2 separate regions of the Homo sapiens genome follow, and region 2 is linked to region 1. A link is a loop called in an ENCODE intact Hi-C map of the cell type or tissue named here. Cell type or tissue: chondrocyte. All regions are shown on one strand. Each heading gives the region's core, and the rest is flanking DNA. Links, peaks and the distances in the headings are about the cores only.

What was found. A loop is a pair of places that touch in the nucleus more often than their neighbours do. Peaks named below come from ENCODE experiments on the same cell type or tissue, not always from the same donor. Only the 100,000 strongest peaks of a DNase experiment are listed, where the experiment ranks them.
Region 2: a loop joins it to region 1, with 2.5 times the contacts of the local background. A loop is called at or near these places in 2 of 110 quality-filtered maps.

Annotation. Positions count from the first base shown.
Region 1 is chr6:14,276,841-14,293,357 of GRCh38, reverse strand. LINC01108 (long intergenic non-protein coding RNA 1108) reads left to right here and starts at 7,904. Exons shown (of 2, transcript NR_108097.1): 1 at 7,904-8,302; 2 at 10,170-13,231. It overlaps LOC124901266 (a long non-coding RNA gene), which reads right to left and starts at 7,537. Exons shown (of 2, transcript XR_007059465.1): 1 at 3,290-7,537; 2 at 992-1,271. In chondrocyte, for the core only: no CTCF peak of the experiment used is centred there; no DNase peak of the experiment used is centred there.
Region 2 is chr6:14,470,087-14,486,603 of GRCh38, reverse strand. The region is part of intron 1 of LOC101928331 (a long non-coding RNA gene); the gene reads right to left. Among named protein-coding and RNA genes, the nearest start is that of LINC01108, 190 kb to the right of the region's middle. RefSeq lists a silencer at 11,710-11,934 and enhancers at 12,922-13,422, 13,423-13,923. In chondrocyte, for the core only: no CTCF peak of the experiment used is centred there; no DNase peak of the experiment used is centred there.

The DNA of each region.
Region 1 (16,517 bases), core at 4,215-8,214:
CCCTTTCTGCCATCCCCTTGCCCCAAAGTGGTTCTAACTGCCTTGTTTTAAAACATCACAGGGCACTAGAAAACCCCAAGACCAGGATTGAGCATTCCTTTCACTCAGCCACAGGAGAGGACCCAGGAGCCAAAAGAAGCCAGGAAGCCCCATCTCCTCTCTCTGCCATCGGCAGCAGCACTGCTACCCAGGCAAATCCTTTTTCTCCTGTTCCCCAAGTGAGGGCTCCTGACAGAAAGCCAGAGCTGAAGTTTAAAACAATGGCATGGAATGGAATCCTACACCTCTAATTGGACAAAACCAGAGGAAAGTATCAGAACGGGGCAAGAGGACATCCACAGAGCAAGGAGGCACAGAGGTTGGCTTCATAGCTGAGCACCCTTGAGTTGTCTCCTAACTTTTCTGTCTTGTATCACAGTTCCCTACCCTCAACCCATAGGGGAGTCATGAGGATCAAGGAAATAATCCATGCAAAAAGCATTTCCAAAGTTCCTGCCTTAATTTTTTAATCTATAAAATGGGTGGAGCAACAGCATCTACCTCATAGGGTTATTGCAAAGGTTAAATATACATAAAGCATTTAGAATAGGGGCAGAGTTAAGAGTAAGCATTTATGGCCGGATGCGGTTGCTCACGCCTGTAATCCCAACACTTTGGGAGGCCACGGTGGGTGGATCATGAGGTCAGGAGTTCGAGACCACCCTGGCCAACATGGTGAAACCCCATCTCTACAAAAGATACAAAAAAGTTAGCCTGGCGTGGTGGTGGGTGCCTGTAATTCCAGCTACTCAGGAGGCTGAGGCAGGAGAATCGCTTGAACCCAGGAGGCGGAGGTTGCAGTGAGCTGAGATCAGGCCATTGCACTCTAGCCTGGACGACAGAGAGACTCCGTCTCAAAAAAAAAAAAAAATAGCATTTATATAGGATTTGTATAAGCATTCATTATTGTAACAATCGGGTCTGGGCAGGGCATACATAGTGCAGATAAGAGTTTAACTGAAGAGTTATTTAATGTTGATACTATTTACACAGGTGGTAGCAGGTTTCAGGAATCAATGAAGCATGGTGAAAGGACCAAGAACTAGCCTGAGGCTGGAGCTGTGCAAGAGGCAAGGTGGGGATTGGAGGAATGAACACACCAACCTTTCTCTCCTCCCACCTTCTGATCTCCTCTGTATGTCTCCATTGCCAAATCAGCCAGAAGCAGAGGGCAAGTGAGCCCACATGAAGCAGTCCATGGGTTCAGTTTTGGGGGGGCATAGAGCTTGGATCTGATGGAGGAGAAAAACCAAGATAACTAGCACAGCTATTCTTAGCAGTGAAGTTGGCATTAGTATTAATATTAGTATTAACCATTGCAAATTAATATTATTGCTATTACCATTGTGTATCTCTAGTAACAGGACCTGTTTCTTTTATTATAGATCTGAGTTTTCGGCTTTGTGTATATTTTATTTAACGGGGCCTGACTTTCTGTTTGAAAGATTTGTTGATGTGGCTCTTTTCATTTGAGCAGCTGTTGTTGCCAATGAATTAAAGAGTAACCAGGGCTCAAAGTGATTTGAGTCTGGTCCTGATTTGGAATCCACTGTGTGGAGCCCATCCATCCTCAGGAACCTCAGTTTCCTTTATTATAAAAAGGAAAAAAAGTTATAGCTCTTACAGCAGAGTTGTAAGAAAGACTACCCTGCCAGAACTGTTCAAATATGAGGAATTGGCAAATATAAAATTCTAAAATATTTCTTAATAATATGCACAAGTTCTGACTTAACAAGCATGGCATATTGTGACTACCCTGTTAAAAAAATCCGCTGATCATTTTTCACAACTTATTTATTCTTGGTGCCTATTTCCTTTCCAAGGAAGGAAAAGGGATAAAAGAACTTTAACATCTTTTTTCGTTACCAAGTGCTTTTTACATTATTCCTGAAATTCACTTCTACACGCAGAATATATTTAGGAGTCTGCCTTCTGATTTAAAATATATATTTATATGTATCTAAATCATTTCCTATAGACTTTTTAAGCATTTTGTTCATCTAAATGTGTATGTTTCTGCTCTAATTGAAATTCCTAAATAGTCACTTTCTGAACTGTCAAAATTGTAAAGCTGTTGATGGGTGCAGCTCTGGGGTTTCCATGGTAACTACTTTCATTGCCTAGGAGATGCTGGTCTGCTGATACTATCACTGAACTGGCTCAAATCTTGAAAACTTGGCGGTGCCCAAAAATGTGGAAGCATGTCCTGAAAGTTTAACGGGCTTTTATTTTTAATGGCTGGCACCAAGCGTGGCCTCATCAGGGCTTGGGAAGAGGCAGCTCTGTTTCGAGGTTCTTCATTGTGTAGAGGATGGGAGCTTTGACAAGCATGCTAATACTACCAGATCCTCTTTGGATGGTAAGCTTTTATGTGAATAGCTCCTAAATAACATTACCATCACTCACTACTACTGGTATGGAAATTGAGTTAGGATAACAGAGCCTGAGTTCCCCCATGAGATAACAAGATGCTTCTGAATATAAGTCAAAATTGGAGTATAGATTGTCTCACAACTCTACTGTTTTTTGTTTCTTTTCGTCTTTCTTTCTGTTTTCTCTTTTTGTCCCTCTCTTTCTCTCTTGTCTGAAGAGTCTGGGACGCTGAAGGCTATAAACATCATGGTTTGTTACACACTTTCGATGTCTGCTCAAATGTGGTGTACCATTTCTAAACCACCTCCTGTTAAACCGTTTGTGGGAAAGTTACATTTAAAATAAATCATTTCATGATCAGCAGTTTTATTGGTGCGTGGTCAAAAATTACCCAGGGAGAGAGAAATCATTTAGTTCACCCTTTTTTTTCCTATCCTAGGAACTCGAGTTTTTTCTAATTACATCCGGAGGATCATTTAAACAGGGTGGTCCATTTTAAAGCAGTCACATTTAAATCTACTTTGCATTAAATGAGCTTGCTTTTAGATGAGTTTGGCTGGCTCAAGAATACATCACAAAATGCAAATCTGATGATAAATAAAGCTTTGGCTACATCGTAGAAATGGGGAGCATTTCAAAAAATGATGTTAGCACTGACTGCTAAGTGAAATGGCATTCCCTGAACACTCCTCATATTTTAAACATTTAAATGTATGCTACTAAATCAAATATGTCCATTTAATATGTGGCAATTTGTAAGCCACACAAAATAAGAAGATGAGGTGCTAGTTTTTCCTCACAAGTTAACACTGGTGAAAATACAAGGGTGGAATAGGGCTGTGAGAAGTCAAAAATAGGAGGAAATGGCTCTGCATACTTATTTGAGGAGTGTTTTGAAGTCGCTAGCAAGCAGAATGTGAACTGCTGTGTGCCAATTATACCACATCTCCTTGGGACCTGAAGCTGTTGAGTTGATGCCTTCTTAGGCTTGGCTCCTAGAAGAAGATAGAAGTCACGAAGGGGTAAAATATTAGCTACGACTAAAAATGCTTTAATGAACGGTTGAAACAAACATCTCAGACTTTATACATGCATAAAACAAAAGATTCGTCCCTTTAAAGGATTAGCCTTCTTACTACTTTAAAGTATTACGCTTGTTAGCCAAAGCGATTATTACAATGATCCCGCTGCCATTGTTCAGATTTTTGAATGCCAGTTTCCACTTTTTAAAAAATTGCTTTCAAAAACTGCGACATGTCTGGGGCATTTTTTTTTTGTATTATACTTTAAGTTCTAGGGTACATGTGCACAATGTGCAGGTTTGTTACATAGGTATACATGTGCCATGTTGGTTTGCTGTACCCATTAACTGGTCATTTACATTAGGTGTTTCTCCTAATGCTATTTCTCCCCCGACCCCCACCCCATGACAGGCCCTGGGGTGTGATCTTCCCCGCCCTATGTCCATGTGTTCTTATTGTTCAATTCCCACCTATGAGTGAGAACATGCGGTGTTTGGTTTTCTGTCCTTGTGATAGTTTACTGAGAATGATGGTTTCCAGCTTCATCCATGTCCCTGCAAAGGACATGAGCTCATCCTTTTTTATGGCTGCATAGTATTTCATGGTGTGTATGGTCTGTGGCACATATTTCTAATTATTTACCAAAACTTATTCTTTCTTCTTTTGTATTATGTGGAAGCTGAGTATGTGGCTTCTATAATAGTAAAATGGCATCTGGGCACATGGCTACTCAGCTGGTGATTACCAGGTGTGGCCACGTGACTAGATTCTTAACAGAAAATAGAAGTGCTATGAGTCATTTCCAGACCTTGGTACAAAATATTGCACATGAGCTCTCCATGACTGTTTCCATCTCTCAGGAACCATAGGAACCCAGCATCGACCTAGCAGATGGCAGCTACTCTAATTCTTATGCTGGTAATACAAGAAACCTGGGTCCCTGGATGACAGCGTGAAGTAGATCCACCCTGCCAACCAGGTTCTTTTTTTAAACTTGTCACAAGAATGTAAGTTTCCTTTTTCTGTAAATACCACTGCATTGTTGGGTCTTTGGGTACAGAATTCCAAAAAAATGTAGGTAATGAAAATGGTGTCTCTAATGAGAAACAAAACCTAGTTGGAAAAGTAAGTCCTTGTATAGATGTTTAGGAAGGAGTTTCATGAACTTATAGTTAGTTATTGTACTAGGTTCACCAAGTGAGTGAATCAGAAGGACACAGAAAAGTACCTGGAAAGGAGTGACAGGAAGACAGGTGAAAGAAACATTGGAGAAAACACAATCAAAATTAATCAGATCCAATATTGTAATTTTTTAATACAGGATATGTTGCTCTAAGCTTTTTATGTTCAGCCTCACTTTTACATTCTTCTGCATATAATAGAATCCTACATAACTGAGGTGTGTCTGGGAAGGACATTTTGTGAGATTTTGTTGCCAAAATACTAAACTTTCAGAAGGATCTTAATAGGTCCATGTTTCAGTTATCTGCTGCTGTGCAACAAACCAGCCTAAACGTAATGGCTTAAAACTGTAATTTATGGCATATCACAATGCTGCAAGTTGACTTAGGTCAGCTAGGATGGTCTTCTACTCCATATGGTATACTTCGCATCACTGATCTGCCTGCATTCAGCTGGGAGCTTGGCAGAGAGGGGAACTTCCAAGATGGTCTTTCATCCCTCAGGCTCTCTCTCAATACAGCTCCTCATCTTCCAAACATCTAACCTGAATTTCCTAAAAGCATGACAGCTGACTCCCAAAAGGGAGCATTCCAAGAGAGAAAAATTAGAAGCTGCCAGTTCTTGAAAGGCTTGGGCTCAGAAGTTTTAGAATGTCACTTTTGTTAGTCAAAGCAAGTCACATTCAAGGGAGGGAAAAATAAACCCACCTCTTGAGGTGGGGGACAGCTTGCACCTACAGAAAGGGAAGGTGTTGTTGTTGGCCCTAGTTGGAATGCCTACTACAGACATTATACAGAAAATAACTGGTCATTATCCCCAGTTCCTGGCACACAGCTTCAATAACCCTTGGACTTTGCTGAATGATAGAACTGTCTTGTTATTCATAACAAGCCTCTTTCTACCATACCTGAGTTTATGCTAATAAGGTAACTTATTACAGGGCTCTTAGATAGTTTTAGGATGGGAGCTGGTCCCCAGATAAACCAACCACATGATTAAAGAGTTAGAATTTCAGCCCCACTCTGAACCTCTGGGGAAGGTAGAAGGACTAGAGGTTGGGTTCAGTCACCAAGACCCAGATAAACCAACCATATGATTAAAGAGTTAGAATTTCAGCCCCACTCTGAACCTCTGGGGAAGGTAGAAGGACTAGAGAGGTTGGGTTCAGTCACCAAGACCGGTATTTAAATAAATCATGTCTGCATAATGGAACCTTAATAAAACGCTGAAACAGAGAGGCTCCAAGAAGTTCCTGGGTTATGAACGCATCCATGTGCTGGGAAGGCAACATACCTGGAATTAAGTTGTTGGATGTTTTCCACATCTTTTCTAATCCCTAGGATCCTAGGCACACAGTTTGTCCACAATATATTCTCATTGTCTTGTTGTGCTGTTTTATCAAATCTTACCTATCTTCAACTGCCTTTGGACTGACACATACTGGACCTGAGAGATCAGCTTCCTGTCCACCAGAGGCTTGGAAGGCTTCCATAAGGAGTCCATGGAAGCTCTGCACCCCACCTCTACCCCCAAGGCCTTGCCCTGTGTATCTCTTTCTCTTGCTATTCATCTGTATCCTTTATAATAAAATGGTAACAGTAAGTATAGTGCTTACTTGAGTTTCCTAAGCCATTCTATTGAATTCTTGAGCCAGAGGGAGTTGTGGGAACCCCTAAATTTGTTGCCAAGTCAGACTGAAGTGAGGGTAGCCTGGGGACCCTGTTTGTAGCTGGTATGTGAGTAAGGGCAGTATTATTAGGGACCTTGCCCTTTACCTTGTGGGTTCTGATGTTAAATAGGGATAGTTAGTGTCAAAATGTATTGAATTGAATTGTAGGACACCCAGTTGGTGTCAGAGAATTGCTGTTGGAATGCAATCACCAAATAGAATCACCTTGTGGCTAAAACAAAGGTTGCAAGAATGCAGAGGGCTTGGATTAAATTACTTACACTGGTATTGTCCATGTGGCTCTCACAAAGATTTAGTTTTCTTATTGTAAAAGAAAAATACCTATATTCAGGTCTAATATGCAATTTAAATACACAGGAAAAAAACACCTTATAAACTGAGCAACACAAAGTAAATATTAGCGACTATTATGGGCCAGATGCTAATATAAAAACAAAAATCTTATTTATAACCCAACAAGAGCACTGTGGCCAGATTTTTACCCATTTTCAAGTCAAGTGAGAGAAATAATGAATGTAGATTCCCAAAGCTAAAGATATAAATTTGGTCCTACGTATCTTCTGTGTGCATGTCTGGGATTTTTTTCAACCAATTTTTTTCCATTCAGTTCCAGGCAGAAACTTGACAATTTCTTCTCATGAATCATCTTTCTATGGCACTATTCCACACCCGGCAGAAAAATTATGTGAGGCCACGGTCTTTGCTGGCTGGCACTCAAAGAAAACATGCAAAACTGAACTCCATGTGGTCTTTGAGCCATCCCTCAGATCCTGAATTCCCTCAGCCCTTGAACCTGAGTTGGGTTAGTGGGAATCCCAGCTGGGTGCCAGGGAGAAGGCTGCTCTCAGGACCCAGCAGAAAGGGATGGGACGGAGCAATGTGAGTAAATGAGGGACATCTGCTCCCGAGATTTTGTGGCACCCACTCATCAGAGGTAAAATGAGCCTGTAACATTTTTAACAATTCAAGCCTCTGGTGGACAGGAAGCTGATCTCTCAGGTCCAGTATGTGTCAGTCCAAAGGCAGTTGAAGATAGGTAAGATTTGATAAAACAGCACAACAAGACAATGAGAATATATTGTGGACAAACTGTGTGCCTAGGATCCTAGGGATTAGAAAAGATGTGGAAAACATCCAACAACTTAATTCCAACATATATTAAGTACTTCCTTTTTACCAGTACAGAGGATGCATGACATATAGTTTCATATAGTCAAGGTACAGTCACCGATGTAGAGTTTCAAATGTTCTATGTACATGCACGCACACACATACACACACATTAGAAGAGATGATCTACTCTTCTCTTGTTTACATGCTTTTCATGAAGCCCTTACAAAGAAAACCAAGAACAATTCCTCAAAACTCCATGCACAGCTTCCTCTTTGTGGATCCTGAGACTTCGGATGCTGGGACTAACTAGCCACTCACCGAGTCAAAGCTGGTGTGCAGAGAAAACCATTTCTCTCTTGTTAAATGACCTCGCTTCATCATAAAACCTTAAAAAGAAAGCTTCCAGATCATTTGTCTCCATCACAAAACTTATAAAAATGAGATGGAAAAAAAGTTAAATTATTTTGGCTCATAAGTTTCAGATGGAGTTGTATATTTCCCTAAAGGGTCAAAAATAGAACATTTATTAAACGACGAGTTATTCAAAAACCGGCACAGGCCCCAGTTGTCTTTCAAAAGCTCTGATTTACTGCATATTTCTCCCTTGAGAAAGGCCTTTTTTAAATGTTCATTTCCATTTTAAGAGACTGTGGGCTTTGATCTGTTGGGAGCATTCTTTTTCTTTCCCTGACTGGGGCCTGTCGGCTACTCAGGCCTGTGTTTTTCCATGGCCTTCCCCAGCATTCACACGGCATCTCCTGCATCTGCGTTCACCCTGGCTAATTTGGAGGTCAGAACTGGTGAGTCCCTGTAGCAGGTGACACCAAGAACCAATGAGCCATATTTGCTCTTCACACCTCAACAAAGATGCTGCTTCCAGGAGGTAAGAGAAAGGTGAGATGGGCTTGGGTGTCCCTACAACCTGCAAAAGCTGTCAAGTCCTCCTTTAAAGTTAATTTGAAATTTCATAATAAATTTAATCTTGTTACTCCAGGAAAGTCAAGGCACAGTCACAGTGATATTAAAATGTATTTTGCTTTTGAAAGAATCAGGTCCTTCTTTTATTTTTTGAGACAGAATCTTGCTCTGCTGCCCAGGTTGGAGTACAGTGGGATGATCATAGCTCCCAGTAGCCTCAAACTTGCCATCCTCCTGCCTCAGCCTCCTGAGTCGCTGGGACTACAGCTGCACACCACCACTACACCTCACTACTTCATGTCTTTTTTTTTTTTTTTAACTTTGTGTGGGTAATATCGATATGTGCTTGGAGTCTGCTGGCCATGAGTTTTTCTATTCCAGACAAGTTGGAAGATCAAGGGTGAAATGGGTCATTTTTAATATCAAACCTGTTGCCCTGCTTTGTTTTCAAATCACACCACTCTTCACCCTCTGGCCCCACTAGGCCTTAGTGCAAATTAGTAAAAACCTCCCCCTTGAGGGGCAGATACAGGGCCCTGCCACTGTGTCCATCTTGGTGAGACACCAAAGGCTGGGTTTTAGTTCCCACTTGCCTTATAAACACAGTTGTGCCTGTACTCCCACTTTGATCCCCCCTGCCCACAGGTGCCCAAAATACACACACACATACACACACACACACACACAACCCTTGAAATGACTGGAGTAGCACTAGATGATTCTTCCAGTGCTAAACAATTTATTATTTACCCACCTCTTCCTTTCCTCCTCTCTTTCCTCTTCTTGTCCTCTTCCTCTTCCTTTCTCTCTCCATTCTCTCTCTCTTCTGCAATAATACAGTGAGTGTTTGTGTAAGTTTCAAATCCAGCAACCTGAAGATTCGCCTCCAATGGCACAGGGCTGGACCGCACTCAGAGGTGGCTGCCACCCAATCGTCACTCAGCGTTTTATCGCTGGGCTATTCTGTTCGAGTGCTAAGCAATTGTTCACAGAAATAAGATAATGGAAAGAGCAGAGACAGAATGAGCAATGGAGAGAGTCGGGCCTACCATCGCGCTTACTGCTGTTCGTCACAGGTAAATGACACATACAGGCTTAAAAAGCAGCTCTCTCTTTTTTGTAGCCCATTTTTGTTTGTTTGTTTGTCAGATTACATGTTCGATCAATTGCGACAAGCCACTGTACCATGCAAGGCATTGTGCAATCCAGTATAAACCCAAACCTCCATGGGCAGAAAGGAAACCCATCCACACTGCCCTCTAAGGGCTGTTAACCACTGTGAAGAGAAGAGATCACCAGGGATTTTTTTCCCAGATGACTTTCTATGGCAGGGAGGGAAAGAAATTGTGTTCTCCAGGAGAAAGTGGTTAATTTTATTTTATTTTATTTTATTTTATTTTATTTTATTTTATTTTTGTAGCTGCAGGCAATCTGTGGATAAGTGGGTATTACCATCGTGGTACATCTCTAATTAATAAGATCAATTGCCACTGTATTTTCTTTTACAAACTCATTTAGATATGTCAGGGCTGCAATTATTTTGCGAATGATCTGTCTTTACGCTTATTCATCTTTCCTCTTCCTCAAGGAGCAAATAAAACTGTCAGCTTAAATGCCCTTTGAAGTCTGTTTTAAATCCTTGATTGAAAATTAAAAACAAAGCTCTCTAGCCTGGTGCCATTTCCAGGGTCAAAGTTCCTGTCCTCACATTGCTTTGTGTGTGTGTGTGTGTGTGTACACAGGCACGTGTGTGTATTGATTTCTGTTTTTAAAAAGGTAACATGTTGGCTTCTGAATCCCAATGTTGCACCCTTTTCTTTTCATCTCCTTAGATCTGCAAGAACTCTGAACTCATAGATTATGTCCAAACTGAGAAGCACTGGACAGTCATTTTGCTTATCTGCGGTTTCTCATTTCTGAGAAGAATCTCCATATGGACATTATCACTTTTGTTATAATCTCGAGGATGGTTAAGGTAGCTTTGATCGCCACTTTCATATCTCCTGTGATAATCAGCACCAATGGAATGTGCAGAAATCCATCCCTATTCCTAAGGACTCCTGATGTCATCTCACCAGGTGGGACGGTTTGTCCTGCTCGAGTCTGCACGCCCAGCTCCAACAGCTTCGCCCAAGTTTGGGGACAGGCTTCACCCAACACCCAGAATCTGTGCAGTTATTTGGCCCCTCATTGAAAAGCCTCTCACGGTTACAGACAAAATTAACTTGGTCATCCCTGCAGCGCCGGAGGGATACTTCTGGACTCTCTGTTTGGGGAGTGTACGCTCAAACCGTTTCAAGAAGAGATTTAAACCTCTTCTTGGAGAAGACTGAGGCTGGCACAAGGCTAACAAATCAAATAACTGCACCGAGGCAAAGCTGCCGTCTCTCCCGGGCTGTACCCTGCCTGCTTCTCCCATCCCTGCCTTCTGGCCGATTTGTCTTTAAGGTTTTAGCATTATCCCTCTGTTGACAAATGAATGCTTTTCTGGAAGATGAGGTATTTCCAGAAGCAGGCAGACACTGGCTGGAGCGCCGTAAGAGCTCTGCCTCCCTCGATTCGTTATGTGAACGGGAGAGGCCTGGAGGTTTTGCGCGAGCATTACGTTCAAGGTGATGATAAATGGAGTCTGGCCGGGGTGGTAATAAGGGAATTTCTAGCCAGATCCTGTCTAGACCACGGTTTGTTATGGAGGGAAAGCCACAAAAGGGGGCTATAGTACCCCGTTCCTCAGAGAAATTGTCCTCAGGGAGAGCCAAGCACATTTCCAGTCCGAACCTTCGTCCGGCCCCTCACTGGGGCCGCTGTAAATAACATTAGCCTGTCTTTCAGCAAGCTCTGGGAAGCTTATAAACCGAACACGGTTTTTGTTGTCTGTAGTTGTGCATTAAGCTCAGTACTGTCAAGTCTAATTATTCTCATTAAGGCCTGAAAGTTTTAGGGATTAATTAAGCAGAGAGCCAAAGCTTATGCAGAACAGCAATATTTTCCCCCTGAAGGATTAGCCCGTCATTCTGATGGGGTTTTCCTTGAGCGTTGCCCATTACTTTATAAGATAGCAAAGTGTGGAGCTCATATAATATGGATTAGAAATCGCCTACATTTCACATGTGCTATTCAGCCATGAAAATAAGTCCTGGCCCTTGTGCCTGTAACCCGGAAGGCTCACTAATGAGAACCAGGCAGTGGGGCTAATGAGAAATTCAATACGTGCCGTCTCTCCTTCCCGTTTCCTTTCAATTTACTTTCTACAGGAGCCAATATGTGTAGGAAAAGTCTGAGTGGATGCTGGTATTCTCCTCTTTACCTGGTAGGGATCTTAGAAATTATCTGATTCTAGTCCTTCTTGCTATAGAAGTGAAAACTGGGATTCAGCAACCTGCTTAAAGGGACCCAGTTAATGGCAAAGCTACTTGAAGAGAAGGTGACAGGAAACTTCAGGAGGTGTAGACAATCATTAGGTACATTAGGATGGTGAGGGTACTTAGTCTTAGGTTTTGGTGTGATGGAAAATGCCGCAGAAATGAGAAGGTCCCACAATGAAAGGAGGATGCTGGTGAGGACCTAATTTGCAGACGAGCCCCAGGAACTCTGGTGCCCTGCTTGGCAAAGGATTTCAAGGCTTCCTGGAGAAATGGGGGTAGGGGGAGGGATCGTTAAGCCCTGGCACCCCAGATATAAAAAGGAAAGTCAGACGTGGGTAATCACCCTGTCTTCACCCAGCAGCTCCAGTTTTCAGCAAGGCAGAGGGGACACTTCTGCCTTCAGTCTCCCCTACTTCACATCAAGGCGCCGTTGCATTTGATGGCTCGGGACGCGGCCTTCCTGCCTCCCACACTCCCAAATCCATGCCTTGTTTATCTTTTTAGAATGGATCTCTGATGCCTGCCCACCACGCGGCTGGAGTGGCGCCAGCATCCCCAGGGCACGTCTGTGATGACCGATGAGGTCCACCACCTCTACCCCAGACCCTCCCATACCCAAAGGCTCCCTCTGCCCAGTGAAGTCCCCTTCGCCCCAGCATTCCTGCACCAGGCACATCCCAAGGGTGGCCCCGTGTCCTGCAGGTGGCAGGAGAGTGCACCCTCCTCAGACACCAGTCTGATATGTCACCAGGAGAGAGCGGGCGGTCCTCAGTGTATGCTCTTTTCTTGTCTCTGGGGAGCTTGTTTTGGCTCCTCAAGAAGACCTTGGAAAAAGCACAGGTTGTAGAGGCGGCATTCGCCGGGCAGAACCATGTCCCAAGACAACTGGTTAGTGAGGCCAGGCGTGACAATCATAATCGGAGCAGCAACTGTGCAATGGCATAGGCAAAGGGGGCCGAAGGCGCAGCAGCCACCACCATTATAGTCAGACTGGGCACCGTTTCCTAAATGTCACACATCCTTCCAGCCCCTTGATCTTTGCTTATGAAAAGGGTCATTCCCTCTACAATCCTCTAGAACTCTTTGTAGGTTTTTGTTTGTTTTCCAAACACTGTACTTGCTTCTTTATCTGTCTCTCTATGAACCGTGAGTCCCAGAGGACCTCGTGGTCCTCAATTATCCTTGCTTCTCTGTGGCCTGTGCCATGGGGCTGAATGTTTGTAGCCCCCAGAATCCATATGTGGAAGCCCTAATCCCCACTGTGCTGGTATTAGGAGGTGGGGCCTTTGGGATGTGATTAGGGTTAGATGAGGGCATGAGGGTGGGGCCCTCATAATGAGATTAGTGACCTTATCAAGAGGATGAGACACTAGATCCCTTGCTCCCTCTCTGCCTGCAATCACCAGTGAAAGGCCAAGTGAGGACATAATAGAAGCCATCCCTTCCCAGAACCCAGCCATGCTGGCACCCTGATCTCTAGCTTCTCAGCCTCCAGAACTGTGAGAAATAAATGTCTGTTGTCTACTCCACCCAGGTCGTGGTCATTCATTATAGCAGCACAAACAGACTAAGACAGTAGGGAACAGTGATTGTTACATTATAGGTGCTTAGCTAACTTGCTCACTGATCGGCTGAGGTCTCTCCCCTGCCATTAAACAGTGAACCAACAATTAGTTAGCAAATGCAATTTCAGCTTCTACTGAGGGAAAGATAATACACCCAGCAGTGTGAAGAAATTTCTTTGCAGAACCAAACTAAAGGTCCAGGTTACTAAACACAGCATTAGTTTTTCTCAAATCAGTATGTGTTGTTATACAGGCAAGCCTAATTAATCATATTTCCAGGGTATACACTGAATAATCTGAGAGAAGAAATCAATTACCTAAATTCGTGGTTCTCATAATTCGAAGCAGTCGAATTTCAAAGTGTAGGTTTTAAATCAGAACTGTTGATCGTGACAGATGGGGACATGGGAGGGAGGTGTGCATTTTAAATTTTAAAGAAACGTAATTTTATAGCAACCTGCATCTGTTAATAGGTTACATCTGTATCTTTTCAATGTTGCAGACATATAAGGCAAAAGAAATATTTTATAGATAATTCAACTAATTGACAGGCCTTTTGTTATTTCTTTGTTTTTTGGGGTTTTTTTGTTTTGTTTTGTTTTTGGTTTTGGTTTTTTTGGTTTTTTGTTTTGTTTTGTTTTTTGAGATGGAGTCTCGCTCTGTCACCCCGGCTGGAATGCAGTGGTGGGATCTTGGCTCACTGCAACCTCTGTCTCCCAGGTTCAAGCAATTCTTGTGCCTCAGCCTCCCGAGTTGCTGGGACTACAGGTGTGCGCCACCACGCCCAGCTAATTTGTTTTGTATTTTTAGTAGAGACAGGGTTTCACCATTTTGGCCAGCCTGGTCTCAAACTGCTGCCCTCAAGTGATCCACCTGTCTTGGCCTCCCAAAGTGCTGATTACAGGCCTGTGCTACTGCACCTGGCCTCTTTTCTTATTTCTAAATCTACTAACAGAGGCTGTTGACTTAGCACTTCTGCCCAAGCTCCTTCAAAGGCAAAACCATGCAGGAGGTGGGGAAGGTGCCTAGAATAAAAGGATGTAACAAATACAAGATGAGGAACAAGTAATATCATTTTTCTTATTGCTTGTTAATTATAATAACTCAGAAGTTGAAGCTTAAATATGTCTCCTTATCTTTTTTTATTCTTCTTTAATTAGTTCTGTTCAGTGAGCACCCTGGTTGGCATGTGTAAGACGTGCTCAGGAATACTCAGCCAATGACACTATAGGATTGCCGGATTTAGCAAAACTGATGTTGTAAAGCCGCTTGAAACTTCTAACGTGTGTAGAGAATTGTATGCACTTTAACAACAGATACATTTTCTTTCCTCTCCTAAGCTGCATTTGTGCCCATCCATTCTTGACCACATGCCTGTATGGCTGCTGTTGCTAGGGAGCCTGGATGTGACAAAGGGCTTTACAGCTCAAAGATCAGAGGGACCAGGACGCTGTGAGCAGCTGCCAGTGGGAACCTGGGCAGCTAAATGCAAGGGGCACTTTCCCCTCGCTGGCAAAGCAGCATCTGGGGGCTGCACTGGTTCCTGCCCCCACCTTCCTCTCCCTCTCCTCCTCCCCGTCTTTTGCCCCCTACCTCTCCCTCCATCTCCTCCTCCCCTTCTTCGAACTCACCTGCCCACCAGGGGCTGGGTAGTGAGTGAAACAGGAGAGGGTGCCCATCAAAGTGGTTTGGCGAGTGGCTACTGCTCAGTATTGCCATATGCAAGGGGCACTTCTGATTTTTCTATATTTTTCAAGCTATGCCAGTTATCTGGGTGTTGTGTGAAGTCACCATATTATTATTATTTCTTTTGAGATGTAGTCACCGTATTCTTCAGCACTGATGACTAACTTGAGTCTTTGAAAAACACCGTGCAAGCTAAAGCAAATGTCTCTGTGGGCTTCCCGACTGCAACCTCTGGGTTAAGGGAAGCCCAGTAGGTGTTTCTCTTTCCTGTCCTACCACCCTGAAGCCTGCCACGGATTCATTCAACAAGTGTTTTTGGACATTGACTATGTGCCAGGCACTGTTCTGTGCTGGACATAAGGCAGTGAAAACTCAGATAAAATGCCTGTTCTCAATAGGCCACATTCACTGAGAGATGGACAGTAAACAAAATGAGTAAGAAGAAAATGTATACTATATTAGATAGTACACAGGGCTATGGAGGAAAACAAAGCAAGATGGCAATAGGAAAGGTGGTTTAGTGTCCACTTTTGAATAGAAAAATTGGAGAAAACTTCAGTGAGAAGGCAGCAAGTCAACAAGAACCTGAAGGAATAAGCCACCTAGAGAACAAGAGAAGAACATTCTAGAGAGAGAGAGTGACGGCAAGTGCAAAGGTCCTGAGGCATGTAGCAAAGGGACTGGTCAGCAGGAGAGGTGGGAGTGAGTGAGTGAGAGCAGGGAAGAGTAGGAGGGAGGCCAGAGAGATGGGGTGGGACAGCCCACTGAGCAGCCTCTGCAATCCATGAAACTGTGGGGGAATTCTGAGCAGAGCAGAAAGTTGACCTGGCATGTTCTCACAGGTCACCCAGGCTGCTGTGTTGAGAGCAGACTGCAGGGAGGCAAAGTGGAGGAGGGAGGCTATGACAGTGATCACAGCAATGGAGATGATGGCAGCTCAGAGCGGGAAGATAGCACACAGGTGGAAAGAGAATGGTCAGATCCATTGCTAGGCAGGCCTCAGGAAATACCAGGTATGGAATTTCCCATCTCCTGGATTTGTTTTAGTCACCTATCAAAAGTAAAATGTAGCATCACGTTTAAAGAATTTTCCACTTAAAAAACCAAAACTGTTCACTTAGCTGCCTTAAAACTCTTTGCTGCCTTGATAGTCTGGCTTCCTGTGCACGGAGAGATCTGTTGACTCTAGCAGGATGAGTTAAGTGAGATCACAAGACACAGAAAGAGGAATAGACAGATCTGAAAATAAGCACTGGCTCATGCACCCAGAACCTAAAGCAGACCAAAATAAACCACATCCTCCCACCACTTTATTTTTTTATATTTAAGGGTTTTTTTGTTGTTTAGCAAAGTATAATTTTAGAGGTGGCAACCAGTTTGAAAAAAAGATGAGCAGGAGGAGAAGGGAAAGAAGAGGACGAGAAAGAGGAGGAGGAGGACAAGGAGGAGGAAGAGCAAGAAAAAGAGAAAGAGGAGGAGGAGTAAGAGGAGGAAGAGAAGGAGGAGGAAGAGGAGGAAGAGGAGGAAGAGGAGGAGGACCCTTAGCCAGGAGCCCAGGACTCAG
Region 2 (16,517 bases), core at 7,366-11,365, 190 kb before region 1:
TATCACTTCAGGGCACTTGGCATCTAGTCAGCATTCAGTGTATGTTATGAATCAACTCAAGATAAGGGAGTCCATCTACAAGGCTCACTGGAAGTATTAAAATATGTGACAAGGAAATACTTAGGAAGGTATAGGAAGTGTGGTAAAACTGTGCCTCACAGGGTTAAACGGACCAAAGAACAGGGCTAAAAGGGATTTTGGTGATTAACAAAATGTATGAGCTTCTTTATAGGATGTCCACTTACTAAACCACAGGGCCAGTTAAAACCAGCCAGAACCAATATGGCTGGCTGGAGCTTGTGCAAAGGAGATCAGCTTGCTGGCTGCGTGACCTTTGATATCACATCCCAAATTTCCACCACATGTTTTATACCAATCCCCAACCCCGGAATTTACAGATGTGACCTATGAAGGATAACTGTATGCCCAAGAGAATTTCCTTTTTTTAATTTTTTTTATTTTTATTTATTTTTTATTATTATACTTTAAGTTTTAGGGTACATGTGCACATTGTGCAGGTTAGTTACATATGTATATATGTGCCATGCTAGTGCGCTGCACCCATTAACTCGTCATCTAGCATTAGGTATATCTCCCAGTGCTATCCCTCCCCCCTCCCCCCACCCCACAACAGTCCCCAGAGTGTGATGTTCCCCTTCCTGTGTCCATGTGTTGTCATTGTTCAATTCCCACCTATGAGTGAGAATATGCAGTGTTTGGTTTTTTGTTCTTGCGATAGTTTACTGAGAATGATGATTTCCAATTTCATCCATGTCCCTACAAAGGACATGAACTCATCATTTTTTTATGGCTGCATAGTATTCCATGGTGTATATGTGCCACGTTTTCTTAATCCAGTCTATCATTGTTGGACATTTGGGTTGGTTCCAAGTCTTTGCTATTATGAATAGTGCCGCAATAAACATATGTGCGCATGTGTCTTTATAGCAGCATGATTTATAGTCCTTTGGGTATATACCCAGTAATGGGATGGCTGGGTCAAATGGTATTTCTAGTTCTAGATCCCTGAGGAATCGCCACACTGACTTCCACAATGATTGAACTAGTTTACAGTCCCACCAACAGTGTAAAAGTGTTCCTATTTCTCCACATCCTCTCCAGCACCTGTTGTTTCCTGACTTTTTAATGATTGCCATTCTAACTGGTGTGAGATGATATCTCATTGTGGTTTTGATTTGCATTTCTCTGATGGCCAGTGATGGTGAGCATTTTTTCATGTGTTTTTTGGCTGCATAAATGTCTTCTTTTGAGAAGTGTCTGTTCATGTCCTTTGCCCACTTTTTGATGGGGTTGTTTGTTTTTTTCTTGTAAATTTGTTTGAGTTCATTGTAGATTCTGGATATTAGCCCTTTGTCAGATTAGTAGGTTGTGAAAATTTTCTCCCATTTTGTGGGTTGCCTGTTCACTCTGATGGTAGTTTCTTTTGCTGTGCAGAGGCTCTTTAGTTTAATTAGATCCCATTTGTCAATTTTGGCTTTTGTTACCATTGCTTTTGGTGTTTTAGACATGAAGTCCTTGCCCATGCCTATGTCCCGAATGGTAATGCCTAGGTTTTCTTCTAGGGTTTTTATGGTTTTAGGTCTAACGTTTAAGTCTTTAATCCATCTTGAATTGATTTTTGTATAAAGTGTAAGGAAGGGATCCAGTTTCAGCTTTCTACATATGGCTAGCCAGTTTTCCCAGCACCATTTGTTAAATAGGGAGTCCTTTCCCCATTTCTTGTTTTTGTCAGGTTTGTCAAAGATCAGATAGTTGTAGATATGTGGCGTTATTTCTGAGGGCTCTGTTCTGTTCCATTGATCTATATCTCTGTTTTGGTACCTGTACCATGCTGTTTTGGTTACTGTAGCCTTGTAGTATAGTTTGAAGTCAGGTAGCATGATGCCTCCAGCTTTGTTCTTTTGGCTTAGGATTGACTTGGCAATGCGGGCTCTTTTTTGGTTCCATATGAACTTTAAAGTAGTTTTTTCCAATTCTGTGAAGAAAGTCATTGGTAGCTTGATGGGGATGGCATTGAATCTATAAATTACCTTGGGCAGTATGGCCATTTTCACGATATTGATTCTTCCTACCCATGAGCATGGAATGTTCTTGCATTTGTTTGTATCCTCTTTTATTTCATTGAGCAGTGGTTTGTACTTCTCCTTGAAGAGGTCCTTCACATCCCTTGTAAGTTGGATTCCTAGGTATTTTATTCTCTTTGAAGCAATTGTGAATGGGAGTTCACTCATGATTTGGCTCTCTGTTTGTCTGTTATTGGTGTATAAGAATGCTTGTGATTTTTGTACATTGATTTTGTATCCTGAGACTTTGCTGAAGTTGCTTATCAGCTTAAGGAGATTTTGGGCTGAGACAATGGGGTTTTCTAGATATACAATCATGTCGTCTGCAAACAGGGACAATTTGACTTCCTCTTTTCCTAATAGAATACCCTTTATTTCCTTCTCCTGCCTAATTGCCCCGGCCAGAACTTCCAACACTGTGTTGAACAGGGGTGGTGAGAGAGGGCATCCCTGTCTTGTGCCAGTTTTCAAAGGGAATGCTTCCAGTTTTTGCCCATTCAGTATGATATTGGCTGTGGGTTTGTCATATATAGCTCTTATTATTTTGAGATACGTTCCATCAATACCTAATTTATTGAGAGTTTTTAGCATGAAGGGTTGTTGAATTTTGTCAAAGGCCTTTTCTGCATCTATTGAGATAATCATGTGGTTTTTGTCTTTGGTTCTGTTTGTATGCTGGATTACATTTATTGATTTGCATATGTTGAACCAGCCTTGCATCCCTGGGATGAAGCCCACTTGATCATGGTAGATAAGCTTTTTGATGTGCTGCTGGATTTGGTTTGCCAGTATTTTATTGAGGATTTTTGCATCAATGTTCATCAAGGATATTGGTCTAAAATTCTCTTTTTTGGTTGTGTCTCTGCCTGGCTTTGGTATCAGGATGATGCTGGCCTCATAAAATGAGTTAGGGAGGATTCCCTCTTTTTCTACTGATTAGAATAGTTTCAGAAGGAATGGTACCAGTTCCTCCTTGTACCTCTGGTAGAATTCGGCTGTGAATCCATCTGGTCCTGGACTCTTTTTGGTTGGTAAGCTATTGATTATTGCCACAATTTCAGCTCCTGTTATTGGTTTATTCAGAGATTCAACTTCTTCCTGGTTTAGTCTTGGAAGAGTGTATGTGTCGAGGAATTTATCCATTTCTTCTAGATTTTCTAGTTTCTTTGCGTAGAGGTGTTTGTAGTAATCTCTGATGGTAGTTTGTATTTCTGTGGGATCAGTGGTGATATCCCCTTTATCATTTTTTATTGCATCTATTTGATTCTGCTCTCTTTTTTTCTTTATTAGTCTTGCTAGCGGTCTATCAATTTTGTTGATCCTTTCAAAGAACCAGCTCCTGGATTCATTAATTTTTTGAAGGGTTTTTTGTGTCTCTATTTCCTTCAGTTCTGCTCTGATTTTAGTTATTTCTTGCCTTCTGGTAGCTTTTGAATGTGTTTGCTCTTGCTTTTCTAGTTCTTTTAGTTGTGATGTTAGGGTGTCAATTTTGGATCTTTCCTGCTTTCTCTTGTGGGCATTTAGTGCTATAAATTTCCCCCTACACACTGCTTTGAATGCGTCCCAGAGATTCTGGTATGTTGTGTCTTTGTTCTCGTTGGTTTCAAAGAACATCTTTATTTCTGCCTTCATTTTGTTATGTACCCAGTAGTCATTCAGGAGCAGGTTGTTCAGTTCCCATGTAGTTGAGCAGTTTTGAGTGAGTTTCTTAATCCTGAGTTCTAGTTTGATTGCACTGTGGTCTGAGAAATAGTTTGTCATAATTTCTGTTCTTTTACATTTGCTGAGGAGAGCTTTACTTCCGACTATGTGGTCAATTTTGGAATAGGTGTGGTGTGGTGCTGAAAAAAATGTATATTCTGTTGATTTGGGGTGGAGAGTTCTGTAGATGTCTATTAGGTCCGCTTGGTGCAGAGCTGAGTTCAATTCCTGGGTATCCTTGTTAACTTTCTGTCTCGTTGATCTGTCTAATGTTGACAGTGGGGTGTTAAAGTCTCCCATTATTAATGTGTGGGAGTCTAAGTCTCTTTGTAGGTCACTCAGGACTTGCTTTATGAATCTGGGTGCTCCTGTATTGGGTGCATATATATTTAGGATAGTTAGCTCTTCTTGTTGAATTGATCCCTTTACCATTATGTAATGGCCTTCTTTGTCTCTTTTGATCTTTGTTGGTTTAAAGTCTGTTTTATCAGAGACTAGGATTGCAACCCCTGCCTTTTTTTGTTTTCCATTTGCTTGGTAGATCTTCCTCCATCCTTTTATTTTGAGCCTATGTGTGTCTCTGCATGTGAGATGGGTTTCCTGAATATAGCACACTGATGGATCTTGACTCTTTATCCAATTTGCCAGTCTGTGTCTTTTAATTGGAGTGTTTAGTCCATTTACATTTAAAGTTAATATTGTTATGTGTGAATTTGATCCTGTCATTATGATGTTAGCTGGTTATTTTGCTCATTAGTTGATGCAGTTTCTTCCTAGTCTTGATGGTCTTTACATTTTGGCATGATTTTGCAGCGGCTGGTACTGGTTGTTCCTTTCCATGTTTAGTGCTTCCTTCAGGAGCTCTTTTAGGGCAGGCCTGGTGGTGACAAAATCTCTCAGCATTTGCTTGTCTGTAAAGTATTTTATTTCTCCTTCACTTATGAAGCTTAGCTTAGCTGGATATGAAATTCTGGGTTGAAAATTATTTTCTTTAAGAATGTTGAATATTGGCCCCCACTCTCTTCTGGCTTGTAGAGTTTCTGCTGAGAGATCCGCTGTTAGTCTGATGGGCTTCCCTTTGTGGGTAACCCGACCTTTCTCTCTGGCTGCCCTTAACATTTTTTCCTTCATTTCAACTTTGGTGAATCTGACAATTATGTGTCTTGGAGTTGCTCTTCTCGAGGACTTCTCGAGGAGTATCTTTGTGGCGTTCTCTGTATTTCCTGAATCTGAATGTTGGCCTGCCTTGCTAGATTGGGGAAGTTCTCCTGGATAATATCCTGCAGAGTGTTTTCCAACTTGGTTCCATTATCCCCATCACTTTCAGGTACACCAATCAGACGTAGATTTGGTCTTTTCACATAGTCCCATATTTCTTGGAGGCTTTGTTCGTTTCTTTTTATTCTTTTTTCTCTAAACTTCCCTTCTCGCTTCATTTCATTCATTTCATCTTCCATCGCTGACACCCTTTCTTCCAGTTGATCACATCAGCTCCTGAGGCTTCTGCATTCTTCACGTAGTTCTCGAGCCTTGGCCTTCAGCTCCATCAGCTCCTTTAAGCACTTCTCTGTATTGGTTATTCTAGTTATACATTCGTCTAAATTTTTTTCAAAGTTTTTAACTTCCTTGCCTTTGGTTTGAATTTCCTCCTGTAGCTCGTAGTTTGATCGTCTGAAACCTTCTTCTCTCAATTCGTCAAAGTCATTCTCCATCCAGCTTTGTTCCATTGCTGGTGAGGAACTGCGTTCCTTTGGAGGAGGAGAGGTGCTCTGCTTTTTAGAGTTTCCAGTTTTTCTGCTCTGTTTTTCCCCCATCTTTGTGGTTTTATCTACTTTTGGTCTTTGATGTTGGTGATGTACAGATGGGTTTTTGGTGTGGATGTCCTTTCTGTTTGTTAGTTTTCCTTATAACAGACAGGACCCTCAGCTGCAGGTCTGTTGGAGTTTGCTAGAGGTCCACTCCAGACCCTGTTTGCCTGGGTATCAGCAGCGGTGTTTGCAGAACAGCGGTTTTTTTGTGAACCGCAAATGCTGCTGTCTGATCGTTATTCTGGAAGTTTTGTCTCAGAGGAGTACCCGGCTGTGTGAAGTGTCAGTCTGCCCCTCCTGGGGGGTGCCTCCCAGTTAGGCTGCTCAGAGGTCAGGGGTCAGGGACCCACTTGAGGAGGCAGTCTGCCCATTCTCAGATCTCCAGCTGCATGCTGGGAGAACCACTGCTCTCTTCAAAGCTGTCAGACAGGGACATTTAAGTCTGCAGAGGTTACTGCTCTCTTTTTGTCTGTGCCCTGCCCCCAGAGGTGGAGCCTACAGAGGCAGGCAGGCCTCCTTGAGCTGTGGTGGGCTCCACCCAGTTCCAGCTTCCCGGCTGCTTTGTTTACCTAAGCAAGCCTGGGCAATGGCGGGCGCCCCTCCCCCAGCCTGGCTGCCACCTTGCAGTTTGATCTCAGACTGCTGTGCTAGCAATCAGCGAGACTCCGTGGGCATAGGACCCTCCAAGCCAGGTGTGGGATATAATCTCCTGGTGCGCAGTTTTTTAAGCCTGTCGGAAAAGCGCAGTATTCGGGTGGGAGTGACCCGATTTTCCAGGTGCCGTTTGTCGCCCCTTTCTTTGACTAGGATAGGGAATTCCCTGACCCCTTGCGCTTCCCGAGTGAGGCAATGCCTCGCCCTGCTTCGGCTCGAGCACGGTGCGCTGCACCCACTGACCTGCGCCCACTGTCTGGCACTCCCTAGTGAGATGAACCCAGTACCTCAGAAGGAAATGCAGAAATCATCCGTCTTCTGCGTCGCTCACGCTGGGAGCTGTAGACCGGAGCTGTTCCTATTCACTTGTTTATTTCTTGAATGAGAATTTCCTAACTTCCCTTTCCTTTCTACAAGTCCTTAACCAGCCCCCAAATCCTCCTCCTAAAATTGCTGACCTTAAATATACTACTTGTGAGCTGAGATGAGCAGATAGATTTGAACCCATCTCCTATCTTCTTGTTTGGCTGCCCTGCAATAACACTTTCTTTCTAAAAAATTCAACACTTCAGTGTTTGGGTTTCTGCCCTGCATGGTCAAACAGACCCAGCTGGGTTCTGTAACAGTGGTAGACTATGACATGCCCTCGCACGGTCCCTTCTGCATTGGTAGAGGACTTGGCCATGGGGCTTGCTTTGGCCAGTGGAACAGCAGCAAATGTGACCGAACAGAAGCTGGATAAGCACTTGCACATCGGGGCTTGTCCTCTTGAAATGCTTCCTCTTGGAAGCCACCTGCCATTCTATGAAGAAGTTCGGGCTAGATCACTGAATGATGAGCAACCACATAGAGAAAGACCCCCACAGAATAAGAGACCGTCAAGGATGTGTAAGTCTCAGTGAACTTCCAGGTGAATGCACCTGATGAGTGACCTGAGCTATTGCACTTTCATGCTGAAGAACTGCCACCTGAGCCCTGCCAACCACCAACTCTTAAATAATGGGAGGAGATTGTTACCAAGTAATAGACAGCTGAAAAAAAGAATGCAAAAGCAGAATAAATTAAAATCTAGAAAATAATTCAATAATCACATATGAGATTCCCCTCAGGGAATTTCTGCTTTTGTGATACATGTAGGATAGTCTTATGTTGAAATCTGAGAATAAAAATTCAAACTAAATGTCAAGAAAATTTTACTCATTTATTAATTCCTTCAACAGTCTTTTGTTGGCCTTCTGTTATGAGCCAGGCTCCGTGTGAATAGAGAAGACAGGGAAAGGGAGAGAGACGAGGGAGCTCATCTCACCCCAGCACAGTGTGCTAAGTGTTGTGAAGGACGGCTGTGGGGAGTACAGCGGAGGGTAGGAGGACGGGCAGAGCTGAGGGAACTTCCCAGAAAAAGGTGGCCCCAGAGAGAAAGATTTTGCTGGCTAAGGACTTTTATGGAAACCTAACTTGGGATGATTTAATTCCAGGTATCTTTATGAAACTTAGGATTTAAAAAAGACAAATGGAGAGTTAGATAAGGAGAGACAAGCATTTCCTATTTATTTAAAGATTCCAAATACAACTCTTCATAAGATATGAATGATCTGTCTTGGCTCCCTTAAAGCACATCCTGGACACATGGCCAAGAAACTGCTTCCTTCAATCACCACGACAGAGTGCCTCGTGTAACAGTGTTCTGCACCTTCCCCTCTCCTCCCCTACCCACACCCATCCTCACACATGCTCCTCCCTGCCCCTGACACTGACAACCTAGGAATTGCTAGGAGAAAAGCCTGGCATATGTGGGAGCCACCCTCAGAGAAGCTGTCCCGAAGGAAAGGTGCTAACTAGGTGAAGACATATGACTCTCTGAGCGCTATTTCTTAATTCTAATGGAGGGAGACTGTGGCATGGAGCCAGGAAACAGAAAAGGCATGAAAAGAAGAACTAATTTGGAGCTGGCGGGGTGAGTGTTTCCTGGCTTATTTAAAAACATAGATACAGAATTCAAACATGGAAGAGGAATCTGACTACCAGAAGGAGACAGGATGTCAACAATGGAGTCAACAATGGCCAGGCCTGAAGCGATGTATTTTGACACTAGGGAAGCCATATAAAGAATACTGCTTGGTGGATCGGGTGGGTTCATCTTATACTCAATGTTTCATTTCCATTTAAATCTCTTGGAGGCAGAGGTTGAGGTTATTGACTTGGCCCCATATTAAGGAAAAATCATAACCCAGGCCTCCAAAGACCTTCCAGACTACAAGAGAAAAAGTCAAACACATGGCTAACGGGCATATATAAGGATCTTCACTGAACACGGACTTTTGAATGTCTATGATGTAGCAAGCACTGTGCTGGACACCACAGGTGCATTAAGGCATATGCCGGAGTCCCTTCCCTCAGGGAACATCCCTTCTAATTGCCACTTAAACATGGCAAACCTACGGAGGTGTGCCAGGACAAGGGCAGTCAGAAGGGTGGTGTGGTATACTGGGAAGCTCATAGACCACCTTGCTTTGAGTGCCTCTCAGCCGCTGTCTTGCTCTGTGATTTTAAGGAAGTCCTTGAACCTCGCTGAGCCTGCTTTTTCCATCTGCAGATTGGTGATAATGAAACCTACCTTGCTGTTTCATGTTGAGGAATCACTGTGAGAAGGTAAGGCCGTAACAATTTGTCGGAAGGAGAAGGAAGGTCAAAGCTTTGTTGAAGAGCTTTATGCTATTGGCCAAACAGAAACATAGAGCCCTGTGTGTGGTAACTCTCAGGGGACATGGTTGCCTCGTGGATAAAAACGTGAGAATTAGAAGAACAGAAAAAGCCAGCAGGAAAACTCAGAGGAAAGAGTCAGAGAGAACAAGGATGTTGTCTGTCTCCAGCATAATTGTGTAGAGCCTGGGATTCATTGCTAGTGACATTCCCTGGCTTCTCCCTCAGTGTGACGTCATGTGCTCTGTGATGTTTATTGCACTGCATTCCAGGGATGCTGCACAGAGCCATGTCCAGTGTCAGAAACCTTGGAAAATAGTCCTCGGTTTAATTTTAACTTTTTATATAAACAGTGACCTAATTTGAGGAAGGCTCGGTCTGGCCAGGCATCCCCGCTCCCACATTTCCTCCTCTTCACTCCCTCCTTCTGCCCTTAGTCAAACTGTCTCGCCTTCATCTCCCATATGGACTTTGCAAACAAGCAAGGGGGATGTGTGAGCTCAGCTAACTTGAAAAGAGAAGACGTGTGCCAGCGAAGCAAAACACTCCAGCCAAGTCATGCACCTCTGCGGGAGGGAGCCACCTCCTCAGCTCTCATCGTGAAATGTTATCTCACCAGGGCAGATGGAGGTACAGACAGAGGACTCCAACGCAACACAAGCAGCTGCCTGTCCAGAAGAGAGCCCTTTCTCTCCCTCCCAGTCCCAGCTCCAGCTGTATTTTCTTTCTTTCTTTCTTGAGCAAGAGGTCAGGTTCTCTCTGTATGCTTTGTGCAAATTAAGTGAGCTGTGAGTGCTGCCTGCGGCCGAAGGAACTACCCTCTGGTCTATGGTTCATCCTTCCTTCACTCCAACCACCACTGAGGGAGCAGAGCCCTCCCTGCCCAAATGCACAAGTGGGCAGCACCTCCGAGAACACAGAAGAATATGAAACGACCCTTCTAATTACTCAGGTGCAAGCAGAGGAGCTAACCATCCCACCGGGAGCCCACCCATGAGTGATGAATTCCAGTGACTGAGCCCAGTGTTGGGGGCTAGGGTAGAGGAAGAGTCCCTTGTGGACACGGTGGGAGGGAGGGAGGCATGAGGGGACAAGCAGGATGCCCTGACAGATTTTAACCCAGAAGCATGAATCCAGGTCTGAGGTCAGCAAACGTTTTCTGTAAAGGGCCAGATAGTAAATAATTTGTACTCTTTGTGGGCCATCCAGTCTCTGTCTACTTGACTCTGCCATCGTAGGGCAAAAACAACCACAGACAATAAATAAACGAACGGGCGTGTCTTGTGTTCCAATAAAAGATGGTTTACAAACACAGGCGGCTACTGGATCTGGCTCATTGGCTGTAGTTTTCTGACTGAAAGATCTAAAAGAACACCCTTTCCCATTGGTTCTGTCCATGTTTCCATATAGCTAACAATATCCTGGAGACCAGTTTGCCGCCCCGTTCCCCAAACCTTTATGTGCCTCTGATTTCTACACCCTGTTACTCTGTCTGCAAAAACCCCCAAATGCTGTAACTGGCTATTCACCTGGACAGAATGGCCTCCTTCAGGGAAAGCCAGCAGGGATGGTGAATTCAGATTTCCTGATTTCGTTGACAAATTCCTCACCACTGGCAGGAATGGGAAAGATAGATATTGAAGGTGCTGAAACCCACCCCTGTTGTCAGTTCAGGAGTGAGGTAAAAACATTCCTTGAGCAATTTGGTTTAGAATCATAGAGCCTCCTATTTTCTAATCCTTCTCTCTTTCTAGGTCTGATAATCTGAATATTGGCACTTCTACTTTATTCTCCATATTTCTTACCTTTTCTTTTCGTTTTCTGTTACTTCATACATTCCTCATGCTTTCTAGAAAAGCTCCTTAGTCTAATATTGCAACCCATAAGTTCCTTTAGCTATACTCACTCTACCATTTTCCCCATTCATTGCTGTGTTTTGTTTTGTTTTGTTTTAGAGTCAGGGTCTTGCTGTGTTGCCCAGGCTAGACTCAAACTCTTGGGCTCAAGGGATCATTCTGTCTGAGACCCCTAGGTAGCTGGGATTACAGGTGTGCACCACCATGCCTGCCATTGAGATCCTTAATCAAGTGTGAGACCCGGTGGAATGGCTAAGGGCTGGACACAGAGATAGATTACTTGTGTTCAAATCCCAGCTCTGCCTATAATTGCAGACAAGTTACTTAACGTTTCTGTGCCTTACTTCCCTCATCTGCAAAATGGGCTTAATAATAGCACCTGTCTTATTCTAGTGAGTATGTAAATGAGCAATGTTCACAGAGCACAGGGGAGAGCAGCATAGTTGAATTCACATTATTTTCAGAACTAGTGCTTCCAGTTCTTTATTCTTACAATTTCTTCCCTGTATTTTATATTGATATTACCTTCCCTTATTTCTTCACTCATATTAACCAGAATCCATTTGAATCCCAACTCTTGCAACACTTCTGCACAGTTTGTGGCCCTTTTCAGCAGGAGTACTCAGCAGGAACATGGTTGTGCCCAGGTGAACTTGCAGTCCCCCGGAATACCACTGAGGGGTTCCAGTGCTGCACATTCCAGAGGGCCACAGGAGTGGCAGGGCATAAGCCCCAGGGCAGGGTGGGAGCCCCACCACCCAAGACACTGTCCATCACTCACCAGAAACCTCTGTGGGGAGGTTTAACTTGAAACCCTTAGAATGATTCAGCACATGTAGGAGGCCGTCTCCAAGGTGGCCACCCACCAGCCTGGGGGCTAAGAGTGAAGGTTAGGGAGATCCTGAGTGCAGCTGCTCAGGCACCCTCTATTTTCATCAACTCCCCCTTCCATCAGGTTTTCTTCTGCCAGATATAAGTGCTGCCTCACCCCCACACCCTCAGACAATAGGACACCAGCACTGAGCCACTGTAGCCATTTCTGTGCTGGGGCAGTCAAGGCTGGTCCTCAGGCAACTCCTGGGTGGAGCAGATGTGGGGACACCAGAGCAGAATTTGTAAAGCTTACTTCCAACCTCCTCTCCAAAGGCGGCTTTGGGCCTCTTCCCTCAGCCCCCCACTGCAGCCACTACGTCCCCCACCTCATGCCAGATGAGACAAGCTGCTGTCACTCCAGAGATCTCTCAAGGTTTTGTGTTGTTGCAAGTGTTGTCAGTTCCTGGAGTTCATCTTTCCCTCTTGCTTCTATGGTTTCTCAAGGGTTGATTTTGGCAGCAGAAGCCTGTATGTTGTGCTAATTCTCCATCTCAGGAAGAAACAGAAAACAGAATCATGAAGTCTAAAGAAACTGAGGTGCTATCCAGCTTTCTGTCCTGGGTATGACTCTCTTATGATTGTCCAAATAAGATGTCATTTGGGCTTGGTGCGGTGGCTCACACCTGTAATCCCAGCACTTTGGGAGGCTGAGGCAGGTGGATCACAAGGTCAGGAGTTCAAGACCAGCCTGGCCAACATGGTGAAGCCCCATCTCTACTAAAAATACAAAAATTAGCCAGGCATGGTGGTGGGTGCCTATAATTCCAGCTACTCAGGAGGCTGAGGCAGGAGAATGGCTTGAATCCGGGAGGTGAAGGTTGCAGTGAGCCAAGATCGCACCACTGCACTCCAGCCTGGGTGACAGAGTGAGACTCCATCTCAAAAAAAAAAAAAAGTCATTTGGTCTCTGCTTCAAAATCCCCACCAATAGAACACATATGCATGACGGGATGGTTCTTCTCATTTTTTGCACTTTTTACTGAAAAATAACATACATACAAAAAAGTAGTTCATAAGCTCAACAGACTTTCACAAAGAGAACACACAGAAATATTCTGCACTGAAGTCTAGGAACTTTACAGGTAGGTTTGTTCACTTAATACGTCTAGCTGCTATAACCGAGAGCTATCACCAGAGCGTCCTTGTTATAGTGAAGAGTTGCATTTCTATAATTTCCACCAACTGTTTCAGTGCTACGAAGTTACACAAAATAAGTGCAATATTTTCTTTAAAAAACAAACAAACAAAAAAACTTTCTTAGAGCCAGATGTGGTGGCTCATTCCTATAGTCGCAGTTACTTGGGAGAATCATTTGAGCCCAGGAGTTCAAAACCAGCCTGGGCAACAGAGCAAGACCCCATCTCTAAAGAAAAGTTTTTTGTTTTTGTTTTTGTTTTTAACTTTTAAGCACTTAAAGTTACATATTTGTTTTCCTATGAGAAATCTTTTTGTCCCCCATCTTATATAATCTTACTCCTTTCAACCAGTTTTGCTGTAACAAGATGGTACTACGGTGATGAAATATGAAAATCTATAGGGTGGGAGGACTGACAGGCAAAGAGATGTTTGGAGAACAGATGTTTGGGGACAGAAAGTGACTTTCTGGGCTAGTCACAGCTGTATGAGGAGAAAAATAGAAACAGGATGGTGTCGGCCAGCAACAGCAACCCAGTTCTTTTCTGCTGAGTCACGCTGGAGGGTTTAGTTTCTCTGGGCCTCCCGGGTGGGCAGACACCGTGTCCAGAGAAAGCAAGAGATACCAGCTGCAGGACGAGGTCTTTCAGAGGGCCTGACATGAGGCAGCGGCAGCCCAAGAAACCAGGGCGGTGCAATCAGAACTGACAGCAGAGCAGGGAGATGACAACTCATCTGAGGCGGCACTGAGCAAATGTTCTAGCCGCTTCCAAGATTCAGCCAACCCTCATCTGAGAGTTAACTATAGAAGCAAGTGCCCTCCAAGTTCTCACTGACAGCCAAGGAGAGGGAATAAAGCATTATGTGTTGAGGATGACATGGATGAGAATTGCAAATTGTGGTAACTGAGGAATTGATGCTTGGTGTCAAGACACAATAGAAATGCTTATGTGGACAACATGAAGCATGAGCCTGGGGGCCATGGGAAGGGACTGGGCTAAGAGGGTGTGCAAAGTGAACATATTAAGCAGGCATCACTGGATGTACGTGCTTGTCCAGCTTTTTCCATATCCATGGGCCTGTCCTTTTAGCTTTTCTATGTGAGAGCTCTGAAAAGGAGAGCGTGAAGTAATCTGGTCTACAGGAGCCTTAGGAAAATCAGGGCCTTCTTCTCCTTCTCTTCCTCCTTCCTTTTCTTCTGTGTTAGTCCATTTTCATACTGCTATGAAGAAATACCCAAGATTGGGTAATTTATAAAGAAAATGAGGTTTAATGGACTCAGAGTTCTACATGGCTGGGGATGCCTCACAATCATAGTGGAAGGTGAAAGAGGAGCAAAGGCACGTCTTACATGGTGGCAGGCAAGAGAGTGTGTGTGGAGGAACTGCTCTTTATAAAACCATCAGATTTCATGAGACTTATTCACTATCATGAGAACAGCATGGGAAAACCCACTCCCATTATTCAATTACCTCCCAAGAGGTCCCCCCATGACACTTGGGGGTTATGGGAGCTGTAATTCAAGATGAGATTTGGGTGGGGACACAGTCAAACCATGTCATCTTCCCTAAATACTGGGTGAATTTAATACAAGGTATGGAAAAAGAACCCCTGGACTTGCATGGTCCCAACTATGCATCATATCTGTGCATACATTTATGTAGATATTTTATATGTTCTTTTGTATACTGTTTTCTTCTTAAATTTAATTGATGCTCTTTGTGTGTACAGGAAATCACTGAAAATAAAAGTGGTGTGATTGGTCTACTCCGTGTATAGAAACTACATGTCTTATGTCTTTGTTACTAGGATAGGTGTTTATAGCTTCTCCTGGATGTACACTTCTAACGTTTGGTCTTCTGGGTTGTAGTTACTTTTGCTCAGAAAGAATTCATCTGTTTCCTGTAGCTATGAGCTTAACTTGTTGCCTGTGGCTGTTTTCCCCTAGTATTCCATAGCCAGACTATGCAATTTAAAGCATAATGGCACTGGCTATGGAGTGTCCAAAAAGACCACCAGAAAAGAAAAAGTGTTGGTTAAGCAAAGCTGGGTTTTTAATAGACTTATTGCAATAAGAGAGAACATCAGCTTGATCTAGATACAGAATCCAGTAGCATCTCAGAAGAGAGAAGTCAGGGGAGGATTATTTAGGGTTTTAGGGCCTAGGCTGGGTGATTCTTAGGTGGGTCTTCAAAGGCAGGGAACTGGTTGGGATTGGGCAGAATTTATGGCACAATAGCTTTGGACTGGTAGGCACCACAAGGTGAGAATATGAAAGTGAGCTTTGATGAGTGACCCGTTAGTCCTGATAAGTCAGCTGTTTCAGTAGCTCCACAGTCTTATTTTCCAGGAGCGGGTATCCACTGGAGCAAGTAGCTGAGTTGTTTTTGCCTGATCTCAGCATTGTTCAACTAAAAGCCTATTCTTTATCCCAGAGTTGTTTAGCTAAGGAACAAGAAAATACATTAGTTTCAGTTCTTATGGAATTACAAAATTTGCTTAACTACAACTTCAACATGCAGAGAAAATATGGTTTTAATATTTTTCCCATAACTGATATGCTTTTATGGGTGAGCTGGTTAGTGGGGAAGTAACAGCAAAGCTGATGATGCAGTCATTTAAACAGCCCCTTTAATGGATACCCCACATCTTTAAGTAAAAATGCCCAATCACTCCAATTTTTCACACTTCTACTTTTCTCTGCAGCTCCTCTCCCAGATAGTTTCTTGGTATATAGGGGAAGGGATGTGACTTACGTGTCTTCTTACAGAAGGAAGAATAGACAGGTCAAGGTCCAGGGTCTGGTTCCTGGAGTCTCTCGCTTGCCACTTACCCCACTGGAGTTCATAGCTCAAGCTCACAGCCAGGATAATACTTGTTCTGGTTCCTCTCACTTGGTCAGGCCTGACAGCTCTCTCTGGGTGACTTTATCTTCCCTCAGCAATAGCCATTTGTAACACACTCTGATTCCTCATTCAATTCTCCAGCCTAGACAATCTATTTCCTGCCATAGAGGCCCTCATGTTAGACCAACTGACTCTATTCTAAGCTTCTCTACTGTAGAAATAAACGAAGACCAACCAAATGAGAAAAGCAAAGGCTATTTATTCAGAGCTTTCTATAGCAAGGGAGTCTGCCACTGTCACTTTTGGCAGCAATGCAAAGGCGGGCAGAGGAGTGGAGGAGCCTTAGAGTGGCATGAAGGGAAGGCTCCAGGTGTATGCTGATTGGAGGCTGTTGGCATGGGAAGCTGGAGGTGGCTGGCTCACTAGGAGCGGGGGCATCCTAAGTGATTACTTAGGGGTGAATATTTGCCTTTCTCTGGTTGGCCCTACGTTGGAAGCATGGACAAAAATTAGGGAAGCTGTCCATTATTCATAAAGTTCTGGTCATTTTTTGCAGATTATTACAGAAGTTACTATTCAGCTTCATTGATTGTTACTAGAGACAGCAATCTGGCCTCCTGCAAGTCTGACTTCAGGCAGGCTGGCTTCCTAGGCTGGTTATTGTAGATAAGGGGGGTGTTATATAGATAAGGTGGGCAGATTCCTGCAGATTGTGGGTCAGAGTTCTATTTTTTTTTTTTTTTTCAGACGGAGTTTCACTCTTGTTGCCCAGGCTGGAGTGCAATGGCGTGATCTCAGCTCACTGCAACTTCTGCTTCCCAGGTTCAAACAATTCTTCTGCCTCAGCCTCCCGAGTAGCTG